2 separate regions of the Homo sapiens genome follow, and region 2 is linked to region 1. Evidence: chromatin contacts called from ENCODE Hi-C or POLR2A ChIA-PET data. All regions are on one chromosome and are shown on one strand. The core of a region is the stretch at or near the end of the contact, and the rest is flanking DNA. Distances in the headings are between cores, read along the strand shown. Region 1 holds the start of KCNQ2-AS1 (KCNQ2 antisense RNA 1). Region 2 holds the start of PTK6 (protein tyrosine kinase 6).

The links. A loop is a pair of places that touch in the nucleus more often than their neighbours do. ChIA-PET counts read pairs that join two places held with the same protein, here RNA polymerase II (POLR2A). Pooled maps may share reads with other maps.
Region 2: a loop to region 1 is called in a map of MCF 10A, with 5 times the contacts of the local background. The contact joins the promoter of PTK6 here to the promoter of KCNQ2-AS1 in region 1. A Hi-C loop is called at or near these places in 11 of 168 maps with a recorded cell type or tissue (Calu3, MCF 10A, PC-3 and 6 more), 7 of 37 single-sample maps with no recorded cell type and 22 of 50 pooled maps. POLR2A ChIA-PET finds 5 or more read pairs at or near these places in 17 of 52 experiments (A549, BJ, Caco-2 and 13 more).

The regions. Positions count from the first base shown.
Region 1 is chr20:63,447,191-63,452,910 of GRCh38, forward strand. It overlaps KCNQ2-AS1 (KCNQ2 antisense RNA 1), which reads left to right and starts at 1,251. Exons shown (of 3, transcript XR_007067714.1): 1 at 1,251-1,380; 2 at 1,871-2,002; 3 at 2,110-2,200. The region is part of intron 1 of KCNQ2 (potassium voltage-gated channel subfamily Q member 2); the gene reads right to left.
Region 2 is chr20:63,532,995-63,538,813 of GRCh38, forward strand. PTK6 (protein tyrosine kinase 6) reads right to left here and starts at 4,382. Exons shown (of 8, transcript NM_005975.4): 1 at 4,091-4,382; 2 at 1,944-2,065; 3 at 1,158-1,321; 4 at 557-710. The coding sequence starts at 4,320. SRMS (src-related kinase lacking C-terminal regulatory tyrosine and N-terminal myristylation sites) reads right to left here. Exons shown (of 8, transcript NM_080823.4): 8 at 5,495-5,819. RefSeq lists an enhancer at 4,481-4,570 and silencers at 4,691-4,840, 5,171-5,440.

The sequences.
Region 1 (5,720 bases), core at 1-2,500:
ATGGGAACAGCAAGGCCTGCCCATCAACTGCTACAAACACAGGAACAAGCAAAACCCCTGGGGCAGAAGGCACCGATCAGCCTTCCCCTCTCCTCACTCTCGGCCACCTCCTCCAGACCCCAACGCAGAGGGCTTCTCTCTGCCAGTTAAACCCGGAGCCAAGCAACAGGAGCTCCTCGGATCACCTTCTTTCCAGCCTCGTCCTGGCTGCCAGGAGGCTCCGTTTCTCCTTCCTCCCGGGTTGCAGGCACCTCCTCCCGCCAGTGACTTCCACCATGATTGCTCTTCCCATTCACGTCCCACGCGATTACCTCACTCACTGATCCTTCTTCAATTTCCCCTCAGATGCTCAAGTTCACACCCCACCAAAATTCCCCCAAATGCATGTGGGTATTTTTGTTTTTGTTTGTTTTGTTTTGTTTTGAGATACAGTTTCACTTGTCGCGCAGGCTGGAGTGCAATGGCGTGATCTTGGCTCGCTGCAACCTCCGCCTCCCGGGTTCAAGCAATTCTCCCGCCTCAGCCTCCAGAGTTGCTGGGATTACAGGCATGTGCCACCACACCAGGCTAATTTTTGTATTTTTTTAGTGGAGATGGGGTTTCATCACATTGGCCAGGCTAGTCTCGAACACCTGGGCTCAAGTGATGCTCCCGCCTCGGCCCCCCAAAGGGCTGGGATTACAGTCATGAGCTACCATGCTCGGCCCAAATGCGTGACTTTTTCTCAGCCCTGCATTCTCCTCTGATACAAGCGACTCTGCTACACTTGCTCCCTTGCCCACCCCAGGAAGCTGCAGACAGGAGGAGCCCGCTAGCCCCCGAAGACCCTGCCGCGGGAACCCGGCTTGTGGCTGCAACAAGGCCACCCACATAGAAGAGACATAGAAGATCTCCCAGCTCTTCCTGGGAGCAAAGCTGTGCAACCCAGAGCCTCAAGCTGCCGCTTTGGCAGGAAAGCCAACTCCCGCGTGCTGAAGTCACTGAATGCACACCAGAGAGAAACCCACTTCGCAGGAAGCAAATGCTTTGTCTCATTTACATTTTTCGCAGGTGTTCTGGGATGTGAAGGGGACGTGTCCAACGTCCAGGTCCTTCGTCACAGCCATAAAGGAGGCCATGCGTGGGACACGCCCTCATTCCAGGCAATGTGAGAGACGCCTTCACCTTGACCGTGTTGCTGCCTCTCGTTCCAACCGTGCTCAGAACCAGGAGCCGGCGGGGACGGAGCCACAGAGCAGCCGCTTCCCCGTGTCCGCGCCCCTGTACTGTCTTCACACTCGCCATCACCTTGCACACCCTGCGGCACCACACGACCGCCACGGAGCCTGTGGGGCCCTCCTGTGTCTCAAACCCGAGCCCTTCCCCGGCGCCCACATCCAGGTGGGTGTCAAGGGAGGGAGATTCCCCACACTCAGGATCTCCTTCCCTCTGTCCCCAAAGCAGTGCTGCAGTCCAGCCTGGGTTCCGGGCAGTGTCCCCGCTCCCCTCTCCCCACTCCCACAGAGGAAATATTCCCTGGATGCCCCGACCTGCAGGGCCGAGACTGGGCACAGGCACGGGCATCCTGGGGGAAGTCCCTCCAGCCCGGATACGCCCACCCCTGACCTGCTGGGCCGGGGCACTGGCCACAGGCATGGGCATCCTGGGGGGGAGTCTCTCCAGACTGGTCACGCCCCCTCATCATTGGAGCTTCGGAGCATCACAGCACCTGTCTAGACCCACCCCTCCTGTCTCAGCCTTGCAATTTCCTTTCCAGTCTGGGGGTGCAGGGATGCTCATGGGATCGAGGCTGGCCAACCACGGCCAGCGAGTGGTGGCCCCAGAATCTCTGCTGGAACTACCAGGAATAAGACACCCCCTTCCCACAAAGGTTGCCAACTAGGAGGAGGCAGGCCTGGGGCACTGGCAGGAGGACGGGTGGGCACAGGAAAACCTGCCTGAAGATGAGGTCATGAGGAAGGCAGCACAGAAGGATGGGAGAAGAGGCCTTAAGACACATAATGTGAGCACCTGGATCCAGCTGTGCCTGAAGCCCCTTGGACTTCCAGGTTATGTAAGCCCATTCCTTACAACCCTTTGCATTTGTTTTCTGCCCCTTGCAAATAAAAGACCATGACCTTTCACGCTATGAGCAGCTGACATCGGTGTGTCCCTGCTGCGAGCCCACGCCTGACTCCACCATGCTGTGGCCACATGCTACTCTGACCCACAGCTCCTCCCTGGGCAGACAAGCCACGCGGCTGTGACACAAGCTGCCACGGATCAAAAAGGAAAAAACAAGTCCTCGATGTGCGGAGCTATTTAGTGAGCACAGGTCAGCGTTGGCCGCAGTGCCTGGAGGGTCTGGAGGGTTTGGGGAGCAGAGGTCAGCATTGGCTGTGGTGCCTGGTGGGAAGAGGACCCCACTCTGCTCACGGCTTCACTGTCTTGTGGGAGAGCCCCTGGGGAGCACCGCAGAGAGAGGAGGGACTCACCAAAGGCCGAGCTCCACAGCCCGGGAGAAGAGGGAAAAGCCCCAGCGTCTGAGCTCCTGGGAGAAGAGGGAAGAGGGAAGCCCCAGTGTCTGCGGCCTGCAGGGAGACTTCTCAGACTTTTGGCCGCGGAGGCAGAAGGACAGGGCCAGGCCATCCGGGCACAAACCCGGGGCCCCCATCACCCCAGGCTCAGGCTCTGAGCCCCCAAACCAGGACCAGCCCACTGGGTGGTGGCAGCAATTGGAGCACGTAATTGGGCCCACATCTGACACACAGCACTCAGAGCAGACCCCGTCCCGCACCATCAGTGCCATCACCAGCACCCACACCCAGCACACAACCCTGCGCTGCCTGCGCCCCTGGAACCCGCCCGCCACCACACGAGCTCACTGCCTCTGCCCCTGCAGGCCCCTCACCCCGCCTCACCCCCTCCCTCACTTACAGGCCCCTCACCCCGCCTCACCCCGTCCCTCACTTACAGGCCCCTCACCTCCACCACCACTCCTCCCCCACCCCTCCCTCACCCAAAGGGACGAAGTGCCCCAAACCCTCTTCCCACTGCTCCGGAGGGACCTAGACGAAACCCTGGCTGCTCTTCCAGAGGTCACGGCCCAGCACACGTGCCGGACGAGGGCGGCCGCAGAGGCCCAGCAAGGCCACCACACATGAGGTCAGGGCTGGATCTCCCTCCCCAAGTGGCTTTAGGCTTCCAGGAATAAGGCAGCACTGATGCCTGCCCCCGCTCCCAGGGCCCTGGGGCTGCCCCAGGTGTGGGACGCTGTGGCTGCCCCATGCAAGGGCCAGGACTCCCTGAGGCAGCACTGGGCGCTGCAGTCACCCCTGGGGGCAGAGCCCCAGAAGACCTGCTGGGGGGTGGGGGAAGACTGCTGGGGGTGGGGGAAGACCTGCTGGGGGTGGGGGAAGCCAGGAGATCCCTAGCGCAGAGGTCACACAGGGTCAAGGTGGGGTCAAGGTTGAACAAGAGTGGCAGGCGCCCAGGTGAGAGCTGGCAGAGCAGCGTCTGTGGAGCCGAGGCTGCGGGGGCTTGGAAGCAGGGGAGGGCAGACCTGTGCAGAGAGCCCTTGGCATAACTAACTCCATCTTAGGAAAAGACTCCATTTTGTCTCACAGGGCACTCTACCAAGAAGGATAAGATGTCTGTTTAAAAACCAAAAAGCAAAAAAGAAGAAAACCTGGCCATGCATGGCGGCTCACGCATCAGCACTTCGGGAGGAGGCCGAGGCGGGCAGATCACTTGAGATCAGGAGTTCGAAACCAGCCTGGCCAATATGGTGAAACTCTGTCTCTACTAAAAATACAAAAATTAGCCAGGCATGGTGGCGCAGGTCTGTAATCCCAGCTACTTGGAAGGCTGAGGCAGAAGAATCGCTTGAACCCAGGAGGCGGAGGCTGCAGTGAGCCGAGACCATGCCACTGCACTCCAGCCTAGGCAATAGAGCAAGACTCTGTCCCAAAAAAAAAAAAAAAAGAAACAAACAAACAAAAAAATGAAGACCAAGTCCAACCAGATAAGGACACACACAAGCCAGTCCTCCGTGCTCAGTTCTCCCTGGAGGCCTCTGTCTTCACCGCCGCTGTCTCACAGTCACCTGCAGCAGCCCAGGCCAGGCCTCTGGGCTGGTATTAACCCTCTGTCTTGTGTCTTTTTCCTCATGATGTTAAACCTGGCTTTGGGTGGAAAGTGGAATTTGACCAGATGAGCACACGGCAATATACGGTCTGCAACACTGACCAACATGGAGTGGCCGTGACCGCAGCATGACCCAGAAGCTCTAGGGAGAACCTGCCTGCTTGGGGACTCCACGTAGCTCGTGGCTTTTGTGATTGAAACAGCATCAATAAAAGCCTGACCCTGTGGAAAGACACAAACCCGCGTGGACCTCGTGTCAAGCCCATCCTGTGTGCAAAGTGCCTCCAGGACCTGGGGACTTGGGCAAGCTCCCTTCAGCCAAGAACAAGAGGGTGGCCATGCTGTTCCAGGCTCGATTCACGACGGACACCCCCACGGCTTCCCTCTGCCCGGACCCAGTCATCTCCCCACTGAACACCCTCTGGATGTGGGGAGGCCAGCATGGCCCCCTGCAGCCCCCCTCCCACTCGCTGGAGACCCCCAAGTCCAGGCAGCCTGAGTCCTCTGGCCTGGGCAGGCGCAGTCCCCATAGCTCCACCTTCCGACTCCCCAGCAGCGGCCTCTGCTGCACGGCCCAGGGCGTCCAGGGCAGGGAAGGCGGGGCACAGGGTGGTCCTCCCAAGATCTGCCCCGGGAAGGACCACGGCCGTGCTTCAGAAGCACCCGGGACCACACAGTCTGAAGCAGAGGTGGAGGCTTCGGGCACAGGCGGCCCGGCCAAGGTCAGCCCCACCAACTGCCCATTCCAGCACCAGAGCCAACTGAGGCCTGGCACTGCTCAGCCACAGGCAGCGGCGGCAGAAACTGTGCCTGTGAAGGCTCTGGCCCAGCACCCAAACCAAAGATGAAGGCGCAGGGGCCAAAGCCACATTTTAAAGCGTCTCATGTGAAAACTGTCAGCATCTCTAGCGTGAGCCCAAGTTCAGATTCTACCCACGTACACCCCGAGGACGTCCCAGCTCCATGCCATTGAGAAGCTGTAATCCAGTGCCTGCCTCTGAGCTGAGGGCAGCAGGCTGGAAACTCAGCACGACTTCCATGTTGCGGTCTTGAGGAAAATCCTTTTTCTTCCGGAAACCTCAGTCTTTGCTCTCAAGGCCTCAGCTGCTGGGACGACGCCCACCCCCACGGCAGAGGGTCACTAGCTTCACTTGAAGTCCGCTGAGCTAAGTGTTCATGCCGAAAAACACCTGCACAGCAGCGTCGAGGCAGGTGCGTGGCCACCAGCCGGGCACCATGGCGCAGCTGCGTGTATACAGAGTGTATGCATACAGTGGGCATCACGGGCTGGGAGAGGACACAGGGGCCTCGGCCAGAGGCCTGGGACTGCAGCAGGAACGGGCTGATTCAGCGGTGCAGGCACAGAACACCCTGACTGATGCTGAAGGACAGTGGTGGGGAGAGCCAGGTCTCTCGCCGGCAGCTCGGCTCCAGGGCAGGTCCAGGCCACACACCTGCCCAGGACCCCACCAGCTGGCCTGCAGCCACAGAGAGAGGCCCCACCGGGACCCTCCTCGTGGGAACTGGGAGCCTCCACACAGGCCAGCCAGAATGCCTCAGCCCGGGACGACGCGCCAGCCGGAGCTCCAGCTGCA
Region 2 (5,819 bases), core at 3,132-5,631, 89 kb after region 1:
GTTTTACCCATTTCCAGTGATCTATTTTAATGGCTTTCCATTACGTCAAGGATTTTAAATTTTCTTTCTTTCTTTCTTTTTTTTTTTTCCCAAGACGGGGTCTTGCTCTGTCGCCCAGGCTGGAGTGCAATGGCGCGATCTCAGCTCACTGCAATCTCCGCCTCCTGGGTTGAAGCGATTCTCCTGCCTCAGCCTCCCGAGTAGCTGGGACTACAGGCACATGCCTCCACACTCGGCTAATTTTTGTATTTTTAGTAGAGACGTGGTTTCCCCATGTTGGCCAGGCTGGTCTCAAACTCCTGACCTCGTGATCCGCCCACCTTGGCTTCCCAAAGTGTGGGGATTACAGATGTGAGCCACCGTGCCCGGCCTAAAATTTTCTTTTATAATAAATGTATTTAGGTAAAAACATAGGTGCAATTGAAAGGGAACCACTCTCGCATGGACGCTGTGGGTGCTGCTTGGGGCTCGAGGCCAGAGGTCCCTGTTGGCGGGGTGGGAGGGTGGCCCAGGGCAGGCACGGGGCCACACAGAGCCCTGATCGGGGCCCACTCACCTCGAGAAATCACCTTAATGGCCACCTGGACCCGGTCTTTCCAGAGCCCCTCGAAGACCTCCCCAAAGTAGCCGGACCCCAGCTTCCTGCAGAGCGTGAACTCCTCCCTCGGCCTCTCCCAGTCATCCCAATGGGGCAGGGGCTCAGGCTCGTGCTGGAGGAAGAGTCGGGGACACAGGGCAGGGGCTCATCCTTCAGGAAGTGCCAGTCTGAAGCCAGCACAGGGAGCCTGGATTTAGCCTCAGATTTAGGGCCACGATCAGCCTGGGTTGGGGGTTTCTGAGTGTCTGACACAAGGGTGGACTCTCCTGGGGGCTGCCCCCAGCCCAGCATGAAACACCCAGACAGACCGGAGCCAGGACCCTGCAGAGTGCCGCTGGCCTCTCCGAGAGTGGCCAGGCCCGGGGATGGTCTCCTGGCCCCACCCCCAACTCAGGCAAACACCTGTGCTCTGCAGAACCATGGGCTTCCCTCCAGTGGGCCCCAGGTCAGTGAGTCAGGACCCCTCCCATGCTGCCCGGCCAACCTCTCCCAGTAGGAAATGCCAGCCTGTGACCCCCCAGCCTGACCCCGCGTGACCAAGTCAGGGCGGAGCGGCTACCTTCCGGCAGGGCGCGGCCAGCCGCAGGCCGTGGGACAGGCTCTGGGCCCTGTGGTAGTTCACAAGCTCGGGCAGGCTGAGGAAGGACACCGCCTCGTTCAGGTGCAGCCGGCCCCCGGCACGCCGCCAGATCTTGTAGTGCCGCACAGCCTGCGTGTCCCGCACTGGGAGGGAGAGCGTGAGCTGTGTGGCCACCCCAACTCCGACGCCTCCCTGCGTCCCCAGCCCTGCTGGCCACACCTGCGCAGAGTTTCTGGGTCCCCACAGTTGCTGTTGGTGCTTCCTCAGTACCACCCCTGCCTCCCCTCCCTCAGAACGGCTCCCTCCTGCCCTGCACGCTCTGGCCAAGCTCTCTGGCCCCTCCTGCCCCCGTGCCAGGCAGCCAGTGGCCTCCGCCTGGATGGCAGCTGCCTAAAATCCCAGCCATGCTGAGATCCTCAGGGGCAGGGATGGGGTTTCTCTGCGCCCCGCACACCCCAGGCTCAGGTCTCATGCTGGGCGAGGTTCCCATGGGTGCTGAGGACCTCCCACGAGTGCCTCGGGCAGGGCTGGCTGGAGAAGCCCCTGCCCTCCCAGGGAGGGGCCCTGCCCCACGACTACCCTAGCAGCCAGTGACCCAGGCCCCAGGGAGGAGCGGGCCAGGTGGGCGGAGGGGATGGGAGCTCCCTGGAGAGGAGCCCATGTCCCCCGTCTCAGCCAGAGCGAGCCGGGTTCACCACGTGGCTGGGAGGGCTTAGAGCCAGGAGCCCCCGCAGGCAAGCACAGGCTCGGAGGCCGGGGCCGCACCCGACAGGACGTAGTCGGCACTCGGCTTCTCGCTGACCCTGATCAGGAAGGCGCCCGTGGCGTTGCCCTCGGCCTGCAGCCGACGCACAGCTTCCGAGCGGGAGATGCAGCCAAAGAACCACCTGCAGGGGAGGAGTCTGAGAACACGCGGACCTGGGCCCACCCCACGTGGACCCCACGCTGGCCCCAGCCTGCCCGCCTGGAACCCCAGCCGCCCTTGCCTGCCACCTCAAGCTCCCAGCCCTGACCACAGCTGCTCTCAGGAGCTGTCGCTGACCCAGACGCCCTGAATGTCCCGAAAGGCCAGGACAGGCCCCTGAGGACCCGGCGGGGGCAGGGGCAGGCGCTACCACACCCTGCCCTGAGTGGCCCGAGTCTAGGGGTCAGAGCCTAGGGTGGAGCTGGGGAGGGCAGCTGAGCAGGATGGCTGCCCAGAGCTGCCTGCACACACCCATGTGTGACGCACGCTCACACACACACAGTCACAAACCCCCACACATGCGCACAGTTCACCCGCACACCTGAACACACACGCGCATGTGTGCTCACTTGCCCACACGCTCACACGCACGCACACACAGCCACTCGCGCGCACTAACTCCCGGCTGCGGGGTGTGGGCCAGCCCTGGACTGTGGACTTCCAGGTGGAGCTTGCAGAAGCTCCAGGTGACCTGCGCCCTTTGTGTGTCTGACTCCCTCAGGTCACTGGAACACAAACCCCACACAGAAGACCACGGCCCAGCATGGAGCCCCTGGGGTCCACCCCCTCCACTTCCGCACACCTGGAAGCACTGCCCCACCTGCCCCTCCAACCACCTGGCCTCCCGCCCCCCCCCTCACCTGGCCTCCCGCCCCCTCCTCACCTGGCCTCCCGCCCCCTCCTCACCTGGCCTCCCGCCCCCCCCCTCACCTGGCCTCCCGCCCCCTCCTCACCTGGCCTCCCGCCCCCTCCTCACCTGGCCTCCCGCCCCCCCCTCACCTGGCCTCCCACCCCGTCCTCACCTGGCCTCCCGCACCCCCCTCACCTGGCCTCCCGCCCCCCCCTCACCTGGCCTCCCGCCCCCTCCTCACCTGGCCTCCCGCCCCCTCCTCTCCTGGCCTCCCGCCCCCTCCTCTCCTGGCCTCCCGTCCCCTCCTCTCCTGGTCTCCCGCCCCCCCCACCTGGCCTCCCGCCCCCCCTCACCTGGCCTCCAGCCCCCCCCACCTAGCCTCCCGCTCCCCCCCCCACCTGGCCTCCCACCCCCTCCTCACCTGGCCTCCTCCCCACTTCTCACCTGGGCGAGTTCTCAGGACTCAGGGTCTTTGCACCTGGGAGCTGACCAGCCTCCGGCCAGACCCCACCCCTGCACCCCTGCTCACTAACGAGGTCGTGGGTCTGCGCGTGACCCTGCTAACGAGGTCGTGGGTCTGCACGTAATAGAGGGGTCTCCACCATGGGCCCCTGCCCGACGGCCTCTTTACAGCCTCCCCTGCTTGTTGCTTGGGTCCCCCGGGAGCTAACCCTACACAGCCTGTGACTCACGCACACACACAGTGGGTGCCCAATCACTGATGAGAAACGCGGGATCTCAGGAGCGTGACCCTCCTCAGCCTGAGCTCCGGGCAGCTGTGGAAGCCAGGGCCAGGCCACACCAGCTGCTGTCTGGTTCCCCGCAGGGCACAGCAGGCAGGAAGTTTGCCCGGCAGCCGGCCCGCTCCCCTAACTAGGTCGTGTGTCTGGTTCCGGCACTTTGGAAACTGGGCAAGCTTCAAGCTTCGTTTCCCCCAAAGGCCCTGGAACGCTCCGACAGACCTTGTCACTGGCCACCGGGCCCCAGAAGTCCACCCTGGACCCTCTGTCCTCCCTGGGTCCCGGCAATGCAGCGTCCACCCCCGAGCTGTGACAAGGATGAGCCCAAGGCAGGGGCCGTGCCCTCTGACCCCCGTGCTCCAACTCCCGCAGGGACAGTCCTGGGCACTCCTGGGCGCCAGCGCATGGGGCCTGCAGGGAGGATCAAGCGGGATGCCCAGCCTGGACTTTGGGGTGCAGGAAGATGGAACCGGGGTCCCCACCTTCTTGGGCCTCCCTGAGCAGCCCAGAGCCCTGTCCCTCCCCTGTGCCTAGAGGGTGGCCTGTGCCAAAGCTCCCAGCAGCCTAGGACACGCACGGTTCCGACTCCACCGTCTCCCTCTCGGCCAGGTAGTTGTGGGGCACATAGCCCTGGGCCACGGCCCCACCCGCCTCGTCCAGCAGCGTGGCCCACCACCACTGCTCCTCCTTCCTGGCCACGTGGAAGACGTCCCCCGCGCGGAAGCTCAGCTCCTCGTCCGTCCGGGACTTGAAGTCCCAGAGGCCCACATACTTGGGGCCCAGGTGAGCCTGGTCCCGGGACACCATGGCGGGCGGGCGCAGCGGCAGGACCAGGCTGTGGCCCAGCTGGAGCACCCAGAGCTGGGCGTGGCAGGCGGGCCGTCCCACTTCCTCATGACAGGCCGGGAAGCAGCCACACCCAGCACCCACAGGCGCTCCAGAGCACCCCGGCTCCTCCTGAGGGCCCAGCCGGCCCCACAAGTCCTCAGGCCCACTGGGGCCCATCTGAGCACTTAGCGCCCGCACTATGGGAACCCACTGGGCAAGCACCGCCAGGGCCGGCCTGAGCGCAGGAGAGGGGGAGGAGGACCTCCCGGTTGGGGCTTCTTGGGGGTCCAACTTATGGACACTCAGGCACTCAGGGAAGCCAACGGCCCTCTGGGAACAAGCCTCGCAGCCTGAGGGCAGGAAGGTGAGGGCTGCAGGCGCTGCCTTCCCAACCCTCAGAGCTGCGGGGGCACAGGTGGGGGCCGCCTCTCTCCCCGCTTCCGGCAGCTTCCCCTCCACCCGTCGGTGCCCTCACCCAGCCCCAGACTCCACCCCTGAGCACAGGGCCCAATGTCAGGAGCTGCTGTGGGCAGGCGTCCTGAGAGCGGCCTCATGGGCAGGCCCGCCCTCGGGTAAGGGCCAAGCAGGGAAGAGGGAGTGGAATCAGGGCAGCGACAGCTGTGTGGGTCGGCCCGGAGGACTTCCCGGAAGAGGAGGGCCCGAGGGTTTTGGGGGATCCCCGGGGAGGCAGAGCCAGGGGCACCCACGGCTGAAGAAACGGGCACTGCCTTCCTCCACACGGACGCCAGGGGGCAGGCAAGGACCGTGAGTGCGGCCTGGAAGCGCCCATGGCGCTGGGGCCCAAGGCCACAGGTCCCTCCCAGGCAGCCCCTCCCGCCTCCAGCCTCTGCCTCCTCCTGTCCAGCCCGCAGGACCCCTGCCCCCTTCCAGCTGGCCTCCCTTCTCCCGACTCATGCCTGAGTGAGCCCTGCCGTGACCCCCACCTGCACCCGACGGCCGCCTGCCCCCCAGCCCCTGAGACTCGGGACACCCCCTCCCTGGAGGCCCCTCCCCGCCCCACCCTCCCACTGACCCTACTGTGTCCACCCGGGAGCTCCAACCCAGGGACCTGGACTGGCAGCCACAAGGGGGCAGGAAGGGGCGGGAAGGGAAATTCAAAGTCTGCAAGGGGTGGTAAGGAAAGTCCCTAAACTGCGTATTTCAACTTTTATTTTTATTGCAAAGAGAAATAATGGCACCTTCCACTCATTGTTTTGAGATTAAGAACAATAATCTGGATTATTTAACAGGCTCATAGATTTCTGGGCAGCCCAGCTCAGCGCTGACCAAGGTGGGGAGGGGCAGCGGGGTGCCGGCCTGGGCAGTGTCCCTCAGGCCCTCCCAGCTCTGTCTGGGGTCGGTTGGGGAGGATGCAGGGGGAGGGGTGGGGGGTGGGGAATGCGGAAGGAGGGTGCCGGGGCACCTGGCCGGGCAGCGTCCCTCAGAGCCCGGCCAGACTCTGGGCCCGTGAGTCTATG